Regions from separate parts of the Homo sapiens genome. Here region 1 is linked to region 2. The links are chromatin loops, found by intact Hi-C in ENCODE. Cell type or tissue: ascending aorta. All regions are shown on one strand. Each heading gives the region's core, and the rest is flanking DNA. Links, peaks and the distances in the headings are about the cores only. Region 1 has its middle 130 kb from the start of NHS. Region 2 overlaps TXLNG (taxilin gamma).

The links. Peaks named below come from ENCODE experiments on the same cell type or tissue, not always from the same donor. Only the 100,000 strongest peaks of a DNase experiment are listed, where the experiment ranks them.
Region 1: a loop joins it to region 2, with 8 times the contacts of the local background. A loop is called at or near these places in 2 of 110 quality-filtered maps.

The regions. Positions count from the first base shown.
Region 1 is chrX:17,241,352-17,244,275 of GRCh38, forward strand. No RefSeq gene overlaps it. Among named protein-coding and RNA genes, the nearest start is that of NHS, 130 kb to the right of the region's middle. In ascending aorta, for the core only: a CTCF peak has its summit at 1,321 (motif pointing right); a DNase peak (open chromatin) is centred at 1,350.
Region 2 is chrX:16,824,743-16,827,666 of GRCh38, forward strand. The region is part of intron 3 of TXLNG (taxilin gamma); the gene reads left to right. Among named protein-coding and RNA genes, the nearest start is that of TXLNG, 40 kb to the left of the region's middle. RefSeq lists an enhancer at 2,124-2,639. In ascending aorta, for the core only: a CTCF peak has its summit at 1,597 (motif pointing right); no DNase peak of the experiment used is centred there; H3K27ac peaks cover 1,035 bases.

The sequences.
Region 1 (2,924 bases), core at 336-2,835, 420 kb after region 2:
TGGGCTGTCTCCCTTCTCTACTTCGCTTCTCCCACTTCCCTACCAGTCTACTCTGCACCTCCCAAATAAACTAGTTGCATCTGAAGCCTTTTCTCATGATCTGCCTTATACCCAGTTACCACAACAACCCTAAGGGTAGTAGGTATTATCAGCTCCAATGGATAGGTAAGGTAACAGACTCAGGCAGGTCAAGGGACCTTCTCAAGCTCATTCAGTTGGTAAGTGGCAGAGCTCAGATTGAAATCCAGGTCTGTCTGGCAAAAGCCCATTCTCTTTCCCTAATAACAATTTGTATCTTGGTGATATTGAACAAGACGCTAAAGCAAAGACTGGAGGGCCTGGATGAAGCTAAGAACTGTGGGACTGCTGTGCCACATGTCCACAACCTGTTCTAGGCAGCAGCTGGTTGCTTTAGGATTTACATCTATCAGGCATTTTCAGGCCAAAGTTCAAGAAGCCGAGGCAACATGTCTGCTTGTAAGCATGGTGAGATGAGACAGACCAAAGACCGTAGTCACCCACAGTGTATCAGAGGACCCATAGAAGAACATGGACCCTGATTTCAAATTACAATCTGAACCAGAACTAAGATGAGAACTCAGGGTCTGACAGACCATTGCCTATAGCTTGGACTACATGGAAGAGCTTTCCAGGCAAGAATGTGACCAGTGAAATATATCATACATGGTTGACCATTGAGGCAGTTTGATGGATGGGTTAGAAGATGGATTTTGGAGTCAGACAGATCTAGATTAGAATCTTATTCCATCACTTCCTAAATTTCCGTTGTTCTGGCAGCTCCCCACCTCCAGAACTTAAATGTCTCTGTTTCTTTCCTAAGGGCATTCACTGACATCACTGGAGACTGCTCAGCCACAAGTAGGTACAATTCAGAATCACTGGGTGGGTTAACACCCCTGGGGGAACTCTCAACCAATGAGGAATGGGAGTCAGTGGATACATGCTGCAGCCTCTCCATATTCCAGTGAGATGATTCTGAAGGTTTTTTTATTCCAAAAAATTTTGATTTCTCAAAGGATCCCCAGCAGAATTGAGCCTCTGTTGCCCAGAGCTCTAACCCACTCATTAACGCACTTATTCATTGGTTTTTGTCCCATCCCTATGTCACTATTACCAAGTTGCTTAATTTTCTTAAGCCTATGAAATTCAAATCACGCCGTCATCACAGAGTTGCTGTGAGGATGGAAAGAGCTCCTATGTGTAGAGTGGTCTGTACATAATAAGCATTCAAATAAGAACATGGTTATTATTGATTCCTTGTTTTCAGCGGTTAAGCTCCATCTCTGCAGTCCCAGTTCCTCCACTAGGTGGCAGAATATCAACATTCATTATCCATGGACGGCATGTCTCTTAGAGTAAGTAAAATAATTAGAGACTCTGAGGGACCATGGCCAGTGTGACATAAGAAGGGCAAGCCTATGATTAAAAACAACCCAAATAAAGAAAGTGGTGCCCTGAAATTCCAGCCTCAGTCAGATCATTGTCTGATTTACGGCTTTGAAAGGTAGAGACTGTTGGATGAATTCCCAAAGCAACATGGGGAACCTGTATGAGAGAAGCAGGTGGAGTCTGTTTACAAAAAATTACTGGGTGCCATTTTCCCATGCCTGGGGTAATCCCAAGTCATGGGAGATGGTGGGGGAATGGCAAAGAGCCAAGGAAAACCCAAACAATCACACAAACAAAGTAGAACTTGGAAAGGGTCAGTGTGATCCTGTGGTCAGTTTTGGGGCAAAAACCTTACAGGATTATTTGTTATTCCTTTTGGTAAGATGTTTGTATCACTGGACAAATCATACTAGCTGAGGATTCATCAACTCTCCGGTTAAAGAGTGGGAAGGACGGACCTTTATCCACTGGCTTCCATCCCTCCTTGGGTGAAGGTTTACCCTGGGGTATTAACTTCACCATACATGCAAGGAGTTAAGATGCAGGCATTTAAGGCAGGAAGCTATTGGCATGTTAGAAACTGTCTACCACACCTGCTGATGAATTAGGTGGGAAGATGAGATATGGGTTGGGGGCATCAACAATGACTGCTACAGCAGTGCTTTTCAGAATTTAGGGTATATGCAAATTACCTGAAGATCCTGTTAGGTTGTGGATTCTGATTCTATAGATTTGGGTGGTGACTAAGATTCTGCCTTTATAACAAGCTCCCAGATGATGGTGATGCTGCTGGTCCATGGACCATATTTTGAGAAGCAAGGGCTAAACTATTCTTTAAACCAGTCTTGCTATTTATTTTATCATCCCACATCATTGTTAACCCAAACAACACTGCAGGTACTAGGACCCTTGAGCTTTGGTCTTTCCCTCTCTGGACTTTCAAAATGGGGCGCTTGGCTTAGGTGAGCTATTCCTAATTGGGATAGTAGATGTTGGGAGGATAGGAGAGAGGAATTTTTAAAATGGCATTTCAATATTTAGAAAACACTAAGATTTTTTTTTAAGCTACAAAAAAGTAAAGTAGGAACAGATCTTCTGAGCTGGCCAAGATCCACAGAGGGCAACTCTAGTTTCACATCTCCTGGTTTCCTGAAGGTGACCTAGAGATTTTCATTTTTACATAAAGGAAGGTATTGGTTCTAAAAGGTTGAGAAAGACTGGATTTGAAAATCCATAAGACCTCATTCAGGTCTAATATCTTTACACTGCATTTTATATAACCTATTATATTGTTATATCAAATTGCCAACTAATGTCTGTCTTCCCCATTGGCCTAGAAGCTTCTCTAAACAGGGATTCATCTTCATCTCTATCACCCACTATAGTGCCTGGCACATAGTAGATGCTTAGTAAATCCTTGCATGTGTGCATGAGTCTATGGATTTCTTAGCTCTAAAAAAATTGTGATGCTACGCACGAGGTTGAGCTACACTCTGCCTTTTCAAAAATGTCTT
Region 2 (2,924 bases), core at 287-2,786:
CCCGTCTCTACTAAAAAAATAAAAAAAAAAAAATTAGCCGGGCATGGTGTTTGCGCGCCTGTAGTTCCAGCTACTCAGGAGGTTGAGGCAGGAGAATCGCTTGAACTGGGGAGGCGGAAGTTGCAGTGAGCCAAGATCGCACCACTGCATTCCAGCCTGGGCAGCAGAGTGAGACTTCATCTCAGAAAAAAAAAAAAAGTGAGACGACATTACAAACTGGGGAGAACATATTTCCAACAAATATAACCAGCAGGCGATTTAGTATCAAGAATATCTAAAGAACACTAATGTGAAAAGGACAAATAGCCCTATGGAAAGCTGGATGAGAGACATGAAAGGGACATTTCATAGAAGTGGAAAAACAAAGATACGAAGATACCTTAACATAAAGGTCCATAAACATTCAAAGAGATGTTCCACCTGATAAGTGATTAGGGAAATGCAAATTAGGACCACAGTGAGATGCCATTTTACGTCTATTGTAGTGGCATAAATGAAGAAATCTGATCATTTTGGAGAGGATGTGGATCTACGTGGTCTCTTATATATTGCTGTTGGGAATATCAATTCACCATTGTCATGTGAAATCAAACATTTAGAAATCATTGCCCAGCAACCTCATTTCTGATGTTTGCACAGAGGAGAAATTCCTGACACGTGTATACCAGGAAACACATGAGAATGTTCATACCACTGTGAGTAATAACAAAACCTAGAGACAGCCCAGATGCCTGTTGATGCAAGAAGATGGATTAATAAAGAGTTTTGTGTGTATGTGTGGTGTGTTTTTATTTTTTATCTACTTGTTTGTTTATTTTTCAGACAGGGTCTCACTCTACCACCCAGGCTGGAGTGCAGTGGCGCAATCATGGCTCACTGTTTATTTTTTAGAGACAGGTTCTCACTTTGTGTGGTATGTTTGTGTGTGTGCTGTGTTTTTAAAAAGTGGAATATTATACAGCCTGTGGGCCAAATGCATCCGAAGTCTGTTTTTACACTGCCCACAAGAATGGTTTTAATTTTTAAGATGTTTAAAAATAAAGAACACGTGACAGAGACCATATGTGGCCTGCAGTGCCTAAAATATTTACTTGCTGGCCCTTTACAGAAAAAATCTGCTAAGTCCTGATCTGCAGCTACACGCCAACAATGTGGATGAGTCCTAGCAATGTAATCGAGTTGCGCTGTCCAAGACAGTAGCCATCAGCCACATGTGGCTTATTAAATTAGTGTAAATTAAATGAAAATTTCAATTCCTCATTTGCACTAGCTACAATAAAGTCAAAACAGCTAAAACCAAAAGGATTTTTTTTTTAGAGAAGTGCACACAGATGAAATGAAATTATATAGAAAGGAAAGCGAAGGAATAATGAACGCCGGATTCAGGATTGCGCTAACCCTGGGTCAGGAAAGGCAGGAGCTCTGCACCCTGGTGAAATTACAGCTAGTATGTGCCGGACCTGCAGCCTCTTAAACTGGGCAGCCGTGTACAGTTCGCAGTAATTTTGCTTTACAAAATTATGCAAAAACAATGATTTTTTTTCCTGCAAGAATTTCAGTAAAGGTGTTTTTAATATCTGTAAATGTGGCTGTAAGGATGCGTGATATGTTTTGGTAGGCCACAAGATGTCACTCTTGCTCTTCAAATTGTGACTCAGCATCATTTTCTTTTTCAGTAAAAGCTTTATTGAAAGGTCAGTAAGGCTGCCATCTTATCTGTTCATGTTGATTTAACCTTGAAACAGACTGATTTGTTCCATACCCAAAACTGCAGCAGTTCTTCTTACAAAGAACCCTGAGTGCTGTTTACTGAGTTTTAGATTCTGATGACTGTTTCAGTATAGTAGCCTGTGGGTGTAAAACTTGATGGTATCGACTCCTAAAGCATCATTTAAAAAAACAAAAACCTGCTGGGCACGGTGGCTCATGCCTGTATTCTCAGCACTTTGGGAGGCCGAGGTGGGCGGATCACCTGAGGTCGGGAGTTCGAGACCAGCCTGACCAACATGGAGAAACCCCATTTCTACTAAAAATACAAAATTAGCTGGGTGTGGTGGCGCATGCCTATAATCCCAGCTACTTGGGAGGCTGAGGCAGGAGAATCGCTTTAACTCTTGTTGCCTAGGCTGGAGTGCAATGGCGCGATCCATTGCACTCCAGCCTGGGCAACTAGAGTGAAACTCCATCTCAAAAAAGCAAAACCCGGCCGGGCATGGTGGCTTATGCTTGTAATCCCAGCACTTTGGGAGGCCAAGGCAGGTGGATCAATTGAGGTCATGAGTTTGAGACCAGTCTGGCCAACATAGGGAAACCCTGTCTCTACTAAAAATACAAAAATTAGCTGGGCGTGGTGGCAGGTGCCTGTAGTCCTAGCTACTCGGGAGGCTGAGGCAGGAGAATCGCTTGAACCCGGGAGGTGGAGGCTGCAGTGAGCCGAGATTGTGCAACAGAATAATAGTCCATCTAAAAAAATGATAATGAAAATAAAAAAATCAAAACCCCAAAGCACAATAAATTGATTGTTAAAATATTTGGATTTCAGCGGGTTTTTTGCCAGGTAGGAAATGATCTAGACAGACATTCACCCAGCAAACAGCAATTCGGGACATGCCTGGCTTTAGCACTGAGTCACTCCTGGCCTTCAACATTGGAGTAGGTTTCAGCTAGAACTGGAGCTGGTTTATTTTCCAAAGGGTTAAGGCTGGAATACTTGGGCAGTGTTCCCAGTGGGCCCAGGAAAATTCAGGGGCAGGAGGTATCCAGTTGAAGGGCATCATCCTTCAAAAAGCACAAGATCATAGCTGGAAGTTGAGGAGCCCATGTTGCTTGTGAGTTGTTGGGTTGAAAGCAGGGAGAAGATCTGTGATCAGTGTCTGAAGTCAGAAAGCTGGCAAAATTCAGGACCCCAGGGGATAGCAGGCCAA